2 separate regions of the Homo sapiens genome follow, and region 2 is linked to region 1. Evidence: chromatin loops called from intact Hi-C (ENCODE). Cell type or tissue: A673. All regions are shown on one strand.

Evidence for each region. Hi-C counts contacts between places; a loop is a spot of excess contacts. Peaks named below come from ENCODE experiments on the same cell type or tissue, not always from the same donor. Only the 100,000 strongest peaks of a DNase experiment are listed, where the experiment ranks them.
Region 2: a loop joins it to region 1, with 2.5 times the contacts of the local background. A loop is called at or near these places in 2 of 110 quality-filtered maps.

The regions. Positions count from the first base shown.
Region 1 is chr18:70,928,847-70,936,846 of GRCh38, forward strand. No RefSeq gene overlaps it. Among named protein-coding and RNA genes, the nearest start is that of GTSCR1, 280 kb to the left of the region's middle. In A673, a CTCF peak has its summit at 3,555 (motif pointing right); a DNase peak (open chromatin) is centred at 3,595.
Region 2 is chr18:71,231,142-71,239,141 of GRCh38, forward strand. It overlaps LOC105372187 (a long non-coding RNA gene), which reads right to left and starts at 6,017. Exons shown (of 4, transcript NR_188047.1): 1 at 5,881-6,017. In A673, no CTCF peak of the experiment used is centred here; no DNase peak of the experiment used is centred here.

The DNA.
Region 1 (8,000 bases):
AGTTAAACAAAATATAAACAAGAGATTATTCTCAGAAAGAACTGTTTTCTAATTAATATCCTGCAATGTTACTTGAGCCATCTATAAAATGGATATAATGGTACCGTAACCTGACATCTGTTTCAAAGAAAAAAAATTTGAAAGCACATAGAAAGAGCTGGGAAAAAATCCTAGCTTGAATAATGTGTTACCCAAAGTGTTATTCATTTTAACATTACTTGAGGGTTAGTAGGTTTGTCAGCCACTTTATTACAAGTAATAAACCGATTCCCATTTTAACTTATTAGAAAGATATATTTGCATTTTGGCATTTTGGTGAAAAAATAATATACTCTAGCCGTGTTCATTTTATTTATATCGTCATTAACAACTCAATGAAATAGAGCCTTTAGCATCATGTATTGAAATTCATACATATTTGTATGTTTTATGTTCATACGTTTAAGCGAATATTAATGTTCACTAAATTGAAACTGAGAGATGCATCGTTTGAAACCCATGAATATTCATGGACTTTCCTGATTTATTCTTTGGGTTTTAATATAATATTTGAGAAAACAATCAAATTTTATTCTTCTAAATATTCATACTTGAATTATAGGGTAAAGTGGAAAGTTGCTCATATTTCTTATACTGAGATGTGTGAGCTTATAAAAAATAAAAGGCAAACTTGATCTAAGGGTATCATATTATAACTACATATGTTGATTTTAATAATTTCTTTCAGGGTCTTTTTGCTCTAAATTAAGAATGGCACACATTTTGGTCCAGTTCTGTGATATTGCTGTTGATCAAGGGCAATGAAATGAATTCGACCAGGAACTTCTGCTTTTATGCCTTTATGAGATGATTAAGGAATTGATTACCCTTCCTATAGAATGAGTTTATGCCTTCTTACTATGGGGCATATATTAGAAAAAAGCAGAAATAGCTATTTTTCCCCCAAGATGATCTTAATGTAGAAACAAGAAGTTAGGCCATGTTTAATATATAATTCCCACCAGAAGCCGGAAACTAAATAGAGGCATATTATTAGTCAGACTGTATAAATGGAATGCAGGGGAGGGGCATAGTTCACCATCACATGAATTCAAATGTAGTGAAGGTTTATTTGTGCCTTTCTCCATCTCCTCCTAAATATGTAAGTATATGCAATAAAACCCCCTTTGCATAATTAATTGTGATGTCCTTCAAGAAAGTAATTCAGAAGCGGATGAAATTTCTTTCTTTTTTTTTTTTTTTCTTTCTTTTTTGAGACGGAGTCTCGCTCTGTTGCCAGGCTGGATGGAGTGCAGTGGTGCAATCTCGGCTCACTGCAACCTCCAACTCCTGGGTTCAAGTAATTCTCCTGCCTCATCCTCCCGAGTAGCTGGGACTACAGGTGCATCATGACACCACGCCCAGCTAATTTTTTTTTTCTTTTTTTTTTTTTTTTTGAGACCCAGTCTCGTTCTGTGGCCCAGGCTGGAGTGCAGTGGCGCGATCTCTGCTCACTGCAAGCTCAGTCTCCCAGGTTCACGCCATTCTCCTGCCTCAGCCTCCCGAGTAGCTGGGACTACAGGCGCCCGCCACCGCGCCCGGCTAATTTTTTGTATTTTTAGTAGAGACGGGGTTTCACCGTGTTAGCCAGGATGGTCTCGATCTCCTGACCTCGTGATCCGCCCATCTTGGCCTCCCAAAGTGCTGGGATTACAGGCGTGAGCCACCGCGCCCGGCCCTGAGTTTTGCATTTTTAGTAGAGATGGGGTTTCACCATGTTGGGTAGAATTGTCTCGCTCTCTTGACCATGTGATCCGCCCATCTCGGGATCACAAAGTGCTGGGATTACAGGTGTGAGCCACTGCACCTGGCCGAAAATGTTTTTTAAATTCTGTGTGGAAGGTCTCAAAGTTACATGTTTAAATTTAATGAATGTGCTTTAGTGTTTTCTGCAAATTGTATCCAAGATTTTTAACATTATTATTCCTGGTGAATTTATACAACTGGAGGAGTACATGTAATTAATGAACACAATAGCCTTACAAAATTAAAGGAAAATAATTTTCTGAAACTTTATGGTTACAGGGCAAATCAGGTAAATAATCTCTTGTTAGTCCTGAGTTTGACGGCTTAAATAGAGTGGCATCGTAGAAGCAGGCAGAATTTCACAGTCATCTAAGCACACTGTATTATTTTGTGCTGAAAGATCTGAAGGTCAACATGTATAGTCATCGAGTTGAGGCCATCCATGTGGGGAAGCACAGCCGGCACTAGGTCCTCTCCCCAGATGCTCACTTCTCCACAGTTCACACCAGCTTGCACACTTACATTAGGAAATTGTGTTTCAAATTTAAACCACGCTTTATTTTATTATTTCCAATAATATAGCGCAAAAGGCCAGGCATCTTCTCCATTTGATATGACTGTGTGATAAAACTGAGAATTAATATTGTATTTATCTTCTCTCTTTAGCCTGTAATAAAGTGGATATTGCACATACCTTGAACCAAATTTGTTTTTGGATAGAAAATGGAATCAAATTTGGGGGTCATCCTTAATAGCTTGTATAATATAGTTTGACATTTTAATATGGCAGGTAGGAAATTAAACACAAAGTCCTTTCTATGATGGCATTCTGATAATTTAAATAACAGACATCACCTAAATTATTATCTTGAAGGCTGTGGCATTTCAAATCCATTGTCATTTTAAATTCTCTGAGGAATTTGGAAAGGTGGGTATTTGTTTATTTGTAAATATTACAGTGAAAGGTTGTATAGCGTTTCATTTAGCTCTGTGTTAGCTATGAATTTAAAAAATCACAGAAATGTGAAGAGCCCCTTTGAAAGTTTTCTTGGGTTAAACATCAACACCAAATGACCTATTAAATATTATTTCATTGATTAATTCAGATTAGACTAATCTTTCTGTAGAATGCCTCATCTACTTTTTTATATTGCTAGTTCAAATGTATTCTGTCAGTATACAAAAGATTTGTAAGAAGATAAATCACTTTAGAATGAATTCAGTCTGTCCCCTGAGAAATGTAAAGTTAAATAAGTGAAGAACATATATACAGGCAGTCCTTGACTATGGTTAGATCTACAAGTTTTTAACTTTATGATTGTGTGAAAGCGATATGCATTCAGTAGAAACAGTACTTTGATTTCTGAATTTTTACTCTTAATCTTTTTCTGGGCCAGGGATATGCAATACTTTCTTGTGGTTGCTAGACAGTGGCAGGGAGCCGCAGCTCTCACGCAGCCATGAGATCACATCACCAGGGGAGGCAAGCCAGGCTCTTCAGTGGCCTGTGTTGCCAGATGATTTTGCCCAACTGTAGGTGAAGGGAAGTGTTCTGAGCACACTTGAGGGAGGCGAGGCTAAGTTATGATGTCGGGTAGGTTGGGTGGATAAATGCATTTTCCACTCGTGATATTTCCAATTTGCAAGTTGAGGGGCATCTATACTTAGAGAGCAAATGCATTTGCCTTAATTTTTAAGCCTGAAATCCTTCAATTTTCTTAGTTATTTTCTATGCACATTCATTGAATCTACTTTGCTTCCAGCAAATGCATTTTCTTGGGACCACTAGGTGGCATCATATCTGTTTTTAAGGTTTTTAGTGTACCAGTGACTTTCACACATTTCTATTCTTGAAGACTTTACCAAGAGTTCAGATGACAAGACAACTCTAGGGGAGGGAGGAGCTGGGATATAATTAGAAAGTATAATCTAGATCCTGAAAAAAAAAAAGGGGAACTACTGATAGTATAAAGAAAGTTTTGGTCTTTTATATCTGTTCCTTTAGTAAAATATCAATGCCTTATTCCATATTGTGGTATAATATGAAAGAAATCTCTATGTAAATAAGTTAAATTATTTTAATATCTTGCGTAAAAGAAAAAACACAAGCTAACCATATGAATTTTGCTTGGAAAAAAATCTTTTTACAGTGTCACTGGTATTTATATTTTTAGCATTTGTTAAATACTTCCTATTAGAAGACGGGTGTACGTTGAAGTTCATATAAAATAGATAGAAAAAAAGTTATCACCTTCTATTTCAGTGGAGTTTATAATCCCTTGAAGGAATAATATTTAATGGATAAATATACTATGCACCTCAAATAGTCATATATTTTAATAAAAATATAGTATATATAATATAGGTCTTGGCAAAATGAGTTTTGTTTCAACAAGACAAAATACATGGAAAGTCACATTACATTTTCTACAGATCCACCATGTTACCACAATGTAGGGTGAAAATGCATGAGATATTGGGACAAGACCTTTCAGATGTTTCTCCCTCACTCCTGCCAGAATGCTAGGTCTCCCCTAGTCCTTAAGGAGGTCCTGCTAGTGCACTGTGGGGAGGGGATAGGAGTAGAAGGGGAGGGCTTTCTAGATAGGGAGGAGCACTCCATTCCTGGTTCTCCCACCTATTTATTGAGACCTTAGAAAATTACATAACTTCTTACATAGAATTCAAGTATCTTCACTTGTAAAATATGACAAAATAATACTAATCTCACTGTGTTATAAAAGTAAAAGTGGTATTAGTAAGGATTTGGGCAGAATAAAAGGTATAAAAAGTGGTCCATTCATATTGGAGAATTACAGCAGAGTTTAATAAGGGGACTAAACAGGCAGAGTGTAAGGAAACCACAGGGGATAGTGCAGTATCCCAGCACAAGTATGGCGGGGCTGTACCACCTAGACGGAGCCACCTGCAGGTGTTCTGTCTTGGTTGAGGGAAACAGTAATTCTGAGACAACCAGGAAAGAAACCAGGGAAATATATTCACTGATGTTTATTTCCTCTCTTTTGTCTTCTGGTGAGGTTATCCATTGATGGACCCCTAAGGCAGTGAGTTCCAGGAAACTCTGATATAGTCCTACAGATTATTCTTCAAGGACACATTATAGTCTCTAGAAGGTCAAAACAGACCTGGTGATCAAAAAACATGTCCATCTCACTGGTGCCAGAGATATCCTTCTAATGTACAATTGGACCATCCCAGCACCCTGCTTCCAATTCTTCTTTATTTTATCCTGGTAGCTCACAGGAAAAAAACCATAATGCTTAATTTAGAAAAAGACCATTTATTATCTAGCCACTGCCTCCTTTAAGTTCTCTCTCCTCCAGCTATGGGGAACTCTCCTTGATACCTCAAGGTGCCATGTCATGTCCTGCATTTTCACCAACCACGCTTTGTCTATGCTGCTCCTCTTCCTAGAATGCAATTTTCCTGTTTCCTATTCAACTAACTCCTGCTTATATTTCAAAACTCAATTCACCAAGAAGAAATTCTCATATTAAAAGTTGGATTTATATGCTCTTTTTCAGCGCACCTATAATACACTCTGTTTGCATCTATCACAATATTAATTATATCATATTGTAGTCATAGGTGACAGGTCCTTTCTTACTAGACCTGGATTTCTCCAAGGAGAAGACAGTGTTTTATTTTACTCTGTATCCTTAGCACCTTGAAAAATATATATATATCTCATATGAACTCAATGGTTATTGAATGAATAAATGAATGTGTAAAAAGCCTAGTTCAGTGCTTTCCATAGTAGGTACATCACGTGCTCATGTGATATAAGCTGGCATCCAGTGGGGGTGATAAAAAGGAAAATGCCTCAAGAACTCACGAATCCTTTCAAACTGAGATATCCCCTAAAAGTCAGACTACAAGTAAGCTGGAATTTGCTTTCCATTCTCTCTTCCCAGTCTACCTTAGACTTGCAAAAAATTGGCATGTAATTGAAAACTATTTCAGAACATCTGTCTCAAGATGTGAAGATGCCATGAAGCTCCTAAAGTTTATAAGCCTCTGCAGACAGATAGTAATAACGGCTTATGGAGAAATCTGCGAAAATCATCTATTAGGGCTCTACGGTATTTCATTAATTTACACTGTCAAGAGAATTACATTGCTCAACCTTCATAATAAAGGAATTATAGAAATTTCAAGCAATAGTAAACTCATAACCCCAAATCTCCTCAATATAGTAATTATGAATTCTTCCAAACTAATTAAACACTAAATATTCCAACCCAAACATACTTGTGAGTGTGTGAAATTTTTGCAACGGATATATTTAGTGGAATGGATATAAGTATGTGTGTGTGATGAGGTGTGAGTGTGTATATATACACACAAATACATATAGCCATTTTTTTTTTCAAAATTGTTAATGGAGCTCAAATAAAATGCAATTGTTTTTCCAAGCCAAAATGAGTATAGAAACATGAGAATCAGCTAATGGACTGGTATAACTTGCCATTTAAACCCAAACTGTTTACTATTAACAACAGGAAAATTTTTAATATATATTTAGTTTTATTTCACAAAATTTTTATATCTGTATCTAATTAGCATAGTTCTGCAGATTACATAACATTTGGAGGACTTGCATATAAAAAGATGACTTAGGAAAATTCCAAAAGATGGTTGAAAGTACACAAATTTTGATATGTGCAAGAAATTATCCATAGTATTTGTGCTAGGCTGAATAATGTCCCTCACTCCCCCACAATGATGTCTATGTCCTAATTCCTAAATCGTGTGAATATTACTTTACATGGAAAAAGAGAATTTGCAGATGAAATTTAGGATCTTGAGATGAAGAAATTATAGTGGATTATCTACCTCAACTCAATGTAATCACAGTGATCCTTGTAAGAGGGAGGAAGGAGAATCAGACTCGGAGAGAGAAGGTGCAAGAATGGACCAGAGGCCAGAGAAGAGAGAAGACGATACTCAGCTGGCTTTGAAGATGTCAGAGGGGCCCTGAGCCATGGATTACGGGTGGCATCTAGAAGGTAGAAAGGGCATGAAGACAGATTCTCCCATAAAGGTTCCAGAAAGAACCAGCCCAGATGACCCTTTCATTTTAGTTCAGTGAAACTCATTTTGAACTTCCACCCTCCAGACTGTAAGAGAATAAATTCATGTTGTTTTAAGTACTAAATTTGTGGCAATTTGTTATAGCAGCAATAGAAAACTAATAAAATTTCCAAAGGCTTGGTTATAGAATTAGAATACATTGTATATCCCGTATAGCATTTATTATACTTTGTTTTCAGTCTCTTGCCTCTAATTAGATTATAATAGTCTTGAGGCCAGGAATTGCCTTATTTGTCTTTGTATCCAATGCTCTTGTTACTTAGAAGAGCTCAAGATATCTTGTCGAACTAATGCCTGGATTCACTGAATGAGCTGAATCAGTGCATTGCTGCTACGTGTTTTGAATTTCTTAGAGCAGGGGTCCCCGGCCCCCAGGTCACTGACAGGTACCAGTCCATTGCCTGTTAAGAACTGGGCCACACAGCAAGAGGCGAGGAGCAGGCAAGGCAGAAAAACTTCATCTGTACTTACAGCTGCTCCTGATCCCTCACATTACTGCCTGAGCTCTGCCTTCTGTCAGATCAGCAGGCGACAATAGATTCTCCTAGGAGCACTGATGCGGTTTGGCTCATCAAACCATATCTCACCAAAGATCTTACCTGGAATTGTAATCCACAGGTGTCGGGGGAGTGGCCTGCTGGGAGGGGATTAGGTGATTGAATCATTTGGGTGGACTTCCTCCTTGCTGTTCTCCTAACAGTGAGTGAGTTCCCATGAGATCTGGTTGTTTGAAAGTGTGTGGCACTTCCCCCTTCGCTCTCTCTCCTGCCGCCGTGTGAAGAAGGTCCTTGCTTCCCCTTCGCCTTCTACCATGATTGTAAGTTTCCTGAGGCCTCCCAGTCATGCTTCCTGTTAATCCTATGGAACTGTGAGTCAAACCTCTTTTCTTCATAAATTACCCAGTCTCAAGTAGTTCTTTATAGCAGTGTGAGAACGGACTAATTCAAGGGCCAACCCTGTTGTGGACTGTGCATGTGAGGGATCTAGGTTGCTTACAGCTTATAAGAAACCAATGTCTGACGATCTGTCACTGTTTCCCATCACCCCCAAATGGGACCGTCTAGTTGCAGGAAAACAAGCTCAGGGCTTCCACTGATTCT
Region 2 (8,000 bases), 300 kb after region 1:
TCTGTTTCACCCCAAATGTTTGTTATAATAATAATTATTATTACTGTGGTCCATCTGACTCATTTTGTAACTTTCTGTGATCATTATTTTGCACAGAAACAGATTAAATAAGAAAAAAATGATGAATGTACTGTAATGGTGAAAGAATAATGATAAGAATGTAAAAACCCTTTAAAGAAAGTAAATATGTTTTATACACAAACATTTATTGTTCTTTCTGCAGTATCCAAATTTTAAGGGAAAGGAATAATGCATATGCACACGATTAAACCTTTATTTCTTTATCAGGTTAAGTAGAATAGCAACAACAACAAAAGCATTTATATTTTGGTTTGTTTAATTCCTCCCACTTGAGGTAAGGTAATGTATTAGAAGGGAATGGGAATGGGCTCAGAAGTTAATTTTGGTCCTACCATCCAAAGTTTCTGGGTTTTGACATTGAAAATGTTATTTATTTAATTTCAGTATTTCTGTTATTTTCAATGGGAAAGTAGAGATGCATATGTATCTTGGAAAGTTGAGATGATTAAATTAGGTAATAAATTAGGAATAGCTGTCCTGATGCCTGCCTTGCAGGAAGGCACTCCATGAGTGATTGCTATCCCTTAAATTGCTCTACAGGTAATTTTATGATGTCCTCATTGCTATAATAGTTGACTAATCCAACTCTAGAGTCCACTAGTTAATGTATGTTCTAAGTACAAATCTTTATTCTCAATTTATGAAAGAGTTAGTATAGGAAAGAGTTATATTCTTTCCTTTTTATTAACTGACTTCTATAAAGTATTAATGACTAACCTTGTGAAAGTGTTAAAGTACTTCTGAAGATGTCTGTTCCCAAGGAGCAATCTGTTTGCTTAAAGAATCTGCTTAAACAAATGACTTTATTAAATAACCAGGTATTTCTAAAAAGAATGGTATTAAAGAGGCAATACGAAGAATATTAATTACAAAATTTTCATTTTAGCCCACAAGGGGGAAAAATAAAATGGAACAAGAAAATGGACATAGAAAATGCTCAGTCTGTTTGGATTTTTACCTTCCAAACATTGCAGAAAAGCTTAACACATAAGAACTAATAATATTTAAATTATAATATCCCCCATTCCAAAGATCCAAGTGAGAACAGTAGGCCGTTGAAAGATACGTGCTTTTATGTGACATTATTTATGATAAAATTAAGGTAAACATCTAGACATGCATTAGATAAACAGCAAAGTCTAGGATCTTATTATTTACATTATTTGGTTCAGGTACTTTTCTCTGAAATAAGCCTTAGATTTCTTCAGAAAAGGTAAATATAGAGGATAAATGCTTTCTATTCTTCTATACCATACTCTTCTGTAGCTTAATACATTGCATGTAGTCATGATATGTCATAGTATAAAATAGTGGCAACATATGTTTCCTTCTAGCAGCATATGTTTAGAACAGTCTCATGCCTGTAATCCAGCACTTTGGGAAGCCGAGGTAGGTAGATCATGAGGTCAGGAGTTTGAGACCAGCCTGACCAACATAGTGAAACCCTGTCTCTACTAAAAATACAAAAGTAAGCTGGGCGTGGTGGTATGCACCTGTAATCCCAGCTATTCAGAAGACTGAGGCAGGAGAATTGCTTGAACCCAGCAGGCAGAGGTTGTAGTGAGCTGAGATCGTACCACTGCACTCCAGCCTGGGCAATAGAGCGAGAGCCCCATCCCCCCAAAAAAAAAACAAAACAAAACAAAAAAAAAACCAGTCTATCCATTTTCTCTTTTTTATTTTAGTTTCTATTTTTAAATTAAATTAAATTAAATTTTTTATAAAGACAGGGTCATGCTACGTTTCCCAGGCTGGTCTTGAACTCCAAGGCAAGGAATCATCATGCCTTGGCCTCCCAAAGTGCTGGGATTACAGGTATGAGCCACCATACCTGGCCTTCTATCCATTTTAGAATCATGTATTTTAAAGCTTTTTTGGAATTCAAAGTATTTTTAATGGAATATAATAAATGGTGGATTTATATGTGGATGCATTAAAAATAATAGAATATATACAAATGTGATTATCTAACTCTATGTGTGTGCATATATAACATTTTTTCTCCCTTTGCCATTCTTTTAAATATGTTTTTCTATGGGGAATATTAACTACATGTATTAGAAAATAAGATCATTATCACCATCAAGAACGTTGGTGGGAAAGCTATGTTGTAAGGGCAGGAGGATTTTTTAAAGTCTCGCACACATGGCAGTTACTGAATAACACGTGGCACAGCGTCCTTGCCCTCTATATGCTTACTAGTATTTGGCTTTAAAGTATGTCCAGCTTCTTTCATTCATTGCCATTTTTTCTTCAAAATGTCACTTTACTGATATTTTTAATTATAATTCAGTGTGCTGCTTAAACTACTAAACAAGAGAAATTGTAAAATAGGGCAATATTTTTGTTTTGCCATGTACACTCACTTGTTTACGTAAATAGTTTAGTATACTGTGATGTAAGGCACAGGTAGAGAAAGATGTGAATATAGTAATTTGAATATGAAGTGTATATATGCATTAATAAACATGTTTTCATGCAATTAAAATAATACATATGCTTCTTATCTTGACATCTAGACATTATCTAGGCATATACATTTTATGTTACAATGTCAGTTATTTGTATTTATTATAAAATTATCTCCATTTAATGCAGTATTCAATATATTTTAAAGTATATGTATTACAGATGTATACTTGTACACGTATATGTTTGTGTGTATATATATATTTTTGTTTGTTTTTTTTTTCTAGATGTAAATGTAGTCTTAGTTTAAATCTGGAATATCTTGCTAGGCTGGTTCTTTTCTTTCCTACATATACGAACATGATATAATAAAACAGATCATCTTGTTAACATACCTTTTATTTTATTCAGAAATAAAAAATCGTTTATTTACATTGCTCTAAAGACATTTATGAGTATTTCTATGCGATGTTATTTTAAACAGAACTTTTATCATTGATTGTGATGAAAGCTATTGTCGATAACCTTTCATGGACTTGATTTAGTGTTATTGGCAATCGCAGAAATGTCAAGAAACACTGTGGTTCTGGAGACTTAACAAGGTGGTGACGATATTTCATAACTGTGTGGTGTACACTTGAAATTTACTGAAAGAGAAGTATTTACTGAATTTACTAATTTACTGAAAGAGAAGTATTTTCATCACCAAAAAATTAAGTGAGGTGATATGTTAATTAGCTTGATTGCAGTAATCATTTAACAAAATATATGCATATCAAAACATGTTGTACACCTTAAATATCTATCATTTTTATTTGTCAATTATATGTCAGTAAAGCGAGAAGCCACTTTGGTCACTTCCTTCACTTTTTATGCCAGATTGAGACAGTTTCTTCTATTTGGGTAATGAGTGCAAGGGAGGTCTTCTGTGATTTCGTGAAGTAGAATTAGTTTGGAATGTTGGAAGATGAATTTCCTGCAGCTTCTTCAGTCACTTTTCTTCAAATCAAGGAGTAATTTTATTGAAGAAAGTCCAGGGTACCCAGAGCCAATAGATTACTGAAGAGTTCAAGAGGTGAACTCTTTTTCAGTCTGTCTTTTCTGAACAGCTTATTTGAAATCTAAATATTTTATATATATGTAGAAGTTTTTTCCAGTTATAAGATCAATATGTTTCTATTACATAATATAATATGCAGTTGTCTCTCACCATCCATGGAGGACTGGTTCTAGGATTCCCTACAGAGACCAAAATACACCGTTGTTACAGTCCTTTCTATAAAATAGTGGCAGCATATGTTTCCTTCTAGCAGCATATGTTTAGAATAGTCTCACGCCTGTAATCCAGCACTTGGGGAAGCCGAGGTAGGCGGATCACAAGGTCAGGAGGTCGAGAGCAGCCTGACCAACATGGTGAAACCCTGTCTCTACTAAGAATGCAAAACTAAGCTGGGCGTGGTTGCATGCACCTGTAATCCCAGCTACTCAGGAGACTGAGGCAGGAGAATTGCTTGAACCCAGCAGGCAGAGGTTGCAGTGAGCTGAGATAGCACCACTGCACTCCACCTTGGGTGACAGAGCAAGAGCCCCATCTCAAAAACAAAAAACAAAAAACAGTCTATCCATTTTGTCTTTTTTTAGTTTCTATTTTTAAATTTAATTTAATTTTTTATAAAGACAGGGTCATGCTATGTTGCCCAGGCTGGTAGAATTTGCATATAACCAATGCACCTTCTCCTTTTAAATCATCTCTGGATAATTTATAATACTAAATATAAAGTGTTATTTAGTTTTTATAGAGAACTTTTAAGTCTGTATTTATTGTTCTATTTTTTTTTTAATATTTTCTATCCACAGCTAATTGAATCCATAGAAGCAGAAGCTGTGGATACAGAGGGCTGACTTTAATACATATAAGCCAAAAAAAAAAAAAAAATGAAAGAAAAAAGGAAGATAAAAGAAGGAAAAATAATAAAACGTACAGAGAAAGGGAGAGAAATCAAAAAGTTGAAACAAAAAAAGAGAGAAAGGAATAAGGAAATAGAGAAAACTGGACATAAGAGGTGAGGAATAGAAGGAAGATGGAAGTTAGGAAAGATGGAAAATGGAAAGAAGTGAGGAAGAAAAATGAAGAGGAAGAGGGAAGGAAGGAAGAAAGGCAGGAAGAAAGGGAGGAAGGGAGGGATGGAAAAAGGAAGAAAGGAAGGGAGAGAGGGAGGGAAGGAAGGAAGGAAGTCTTTATACGTGTTATGCATTTAGTAATACTATAACTTGTGCATCTTTTTCTAAGTTCAATTTGTTTCCAGTCCAGTATGCATTTCCTTACGGATATTGAGCACAGAATGGGTTTTCTAATTTGCAAATTTCTGCTATTTAATCCCAATCATTTCCCCCAGTTTTTATTTTTGCTTGTTTATGTTTACCATTTTTTTTTTTAACAAACTAGGATTTGTCTTCCTATAGAAAAATGGAGATTGTCAGTAAAGAGAAACAGAATAAGAGGCATAAATTAGAGGTTGAGGAATCGCTATTACCTGTCTTGATGCATCACCCAGTGGATTTAAAGGGACACATGACTGAAACAGACCCCAGGTATTTGAGCCAGGAAGATGGACAGAAAGGATATAATCATATGCTTGTGTTTTTGTCTTTTAAAAAAATATTCTTTAGTTACTTTGAGGTGAAGACTCACTGGATAAGTTCCCTTGTAGCTGTCAGGCAGAGATGTCATTTTCAACAATTTTGGAACTTGTGAGCCTACTTTGCAATAATTCTGACTTGTACTTCTGGCTATAGAAATTTCTAGGTTTAACATAAATATTCAGTACCCATTTCTGCTTCCTTCAGCTGTCAGCTTCAACTCATCTTTAAAAGTTTAACACGTTAGATTTGTATAGCACTTAACTGTTTTTAAGTCAATTTCAGGAATAAAATTTCATTTTTTCTCAAACAGCCTTCAGATGTCAAAATTAATATCCTAATTTTAGAGAGAAAGGAACTCAAGTACACAGGGATGAACTGTTCTTTCCTGGGTTACCTGGACAGCCCCAGAAAGAAATAAGGTTACAACTCAACGTTTCTGAAGCCTACGTTAGTGAAATGAAGATGATTCTGTTTTGCTTTGCTTTTCATTTTATAAGACAAGCATCTGTAGGAGGAAATGGACGATCTGGCTAACCTCTCCTTTCCCTAGTCAATGCACTGGATCTTCCTGTGTTTTATCAGTCCCACTCTAATTATGCCTCTAAGTGCCTTGAGTGGGAAGATTTTTTTTTTTTTTCCTCTGTCCTTCCACACAGAAGTGCTCAACTTCTAATAGCAACTTAGGTTGTCAAGTGACTCTGGCCATAAAAGGAACCTGGTAGCGATCCCTTTGACATGCGTTAATACCTGAGTGTTATGGTTTGGCTGCGTCTCCACCCAAATCTCATCTTGAATTGTAATCCCCATGTGTCAAGGGAGAGGGCTTGGTAGCGGGTGATTGGATCATGGGGGGCGGTTTCTCCCATGCTGTTCTCGTGATAGTGAGTGAGTTCTCACGAGATCTGATGGTTTTATAAGGGGCTCTTCCCCTTTTGCAATCTCCTTCCTGTCGCCTTGGGAGGAAGGTACTTGCATCACCTTTGCAATCACCGTGATTGTAAGTTTCTCAGGAACTCCGCAGCCATGCTGAACTATGAGTCAGTTAAACTACTTCCTTTATAAATAACCTAGTCCCAGGTGTTTCTTCATAGCAGTGTGAGAACAGACTTATATGCTAAGATATGTAAGTGGTCAGAGAGATTTAGAAAGTCCCGTCGCACTGAAATCAGTACCCATTTCATTTGATACTTTTCCATTTTTCACTCACTCATGCATTCATTTCCTCATTCAAATGTTTTTGCTGAGCTGCTATTTCTTGCTATGTATAAACCACTGTTCCCAATCCAGCTAATGCATAGCGAAGTAGCACCCCAGATTTCAGGAACATTTGCCACCAACGGACAGGATTTTTTTTTTTCCAAGATAAAACTAAGACTGAAGAAAATAATGTTTAAAGATTCAAAAATAAGGGGGAAAGTATATTATGTAACCCTTAACAATACTTGGAGTGTGGGAGACTCAGCTTGCAATAAATGGTTGAATTCTCATTCCAATTTGTAAGACATCCCTGTATCATCCCTGTGGTTAAGGCTTTTGGGTGATGAATGAATCAGACTTTTATATGCCTGGGTAGTTAGGCTGTTTTTGTTAAATGATTCATTAAACTCTGTAAATCCAGAAAGAAGAGCAAGTTAGAGGCAGTACAGTATTTCATGCATGCTTGTTAAGCTCTTTCTTCACATAATGAGCAGAGTTTCAAAACTTTTGACTACACTGCCGCTAGCAATGAAATACTTTCCTGAGATAAGTGTGGAGCATCTTCCTATTTTGAGAAGATATTTGCTGTGGATAGAGAAAATGGGCAAGAGCCAAGTTACCACACGTGCTCCATTGTCTCCAATGAATTTGTGTTGAGCATCAAAAATTATTTCTTATCCTATTTTGACAACTTTACTGTTTCCTTTAACTCATCAAGTTGTAATTCATTATGACAAAAAGTTCAGCTCTTTAAAACATGTTTGCAAGAAACCTTAATGAAGTATGATTTCTACTTATTAAAAAGAGAAAGTGCAAACACAGTTCTTAAATGTGCATGTATATTTGTGTGTGCTTCTGCTTTACATTAATCCCTGTGAAGTATAGGATTAAGTTTACCATAGAAGTTACATTTTGAAAATAATGTTTTTATGTCATACTTTAACATAAATTTAGATAATACAGTAAAATGCAGGAACTAACAAATCATAGCATTACAAAATATAATTGAATTTGACTGGCTGTTGGTGAATTGGAATTTCATAGATGACTTTACCACTAATTTAATCTATGGTCTTAGCAATATTAAGTAAAAATATGTCTGAATTTTTCTGTTAACAAGAAAGGCAAATTATACACTAACATATTATAGGGATATTTCCATAGGTAATTTATTTCTTTTTATCAATTCACTGCAGTCTTCATTAAATCTTTAATAAAATTACATCTTCATGTATGTTTTTCATATTTATTACAATGGCCCTACTTTATTCTTTAAAGAGATGTACATTATCTGCTACTATGGCCTATGAAATTAAAGCACATCAGAGAATAGAAAATATGTTCTTACATTGGAAGACTTTATGTTAGTTGCTGTAGTGAATTTCTATGATTTTTATATCGCCTTGTCCTTTATTTTGAATATAGTTCTAACCTTTTCAGACCAGAAGCAGGTCTCAGTTACCTGTGACACAGTTTCCAGTTCTCTGCCACACCCAAATGGCTCAAGCTGGTGGCCAGAGTAAAGAACTTAGGGTATCTCTCCTGCCTAGCAGGCGGGGGCTCCCACTTTCCCACTGCCTCCTTTAAAGGGACCATTCAGGCATTTCCCCATGAACTTAAAGTGACCCACACCCTATTGCTTTACGTATACACTGCTGGTTGCCACGCGT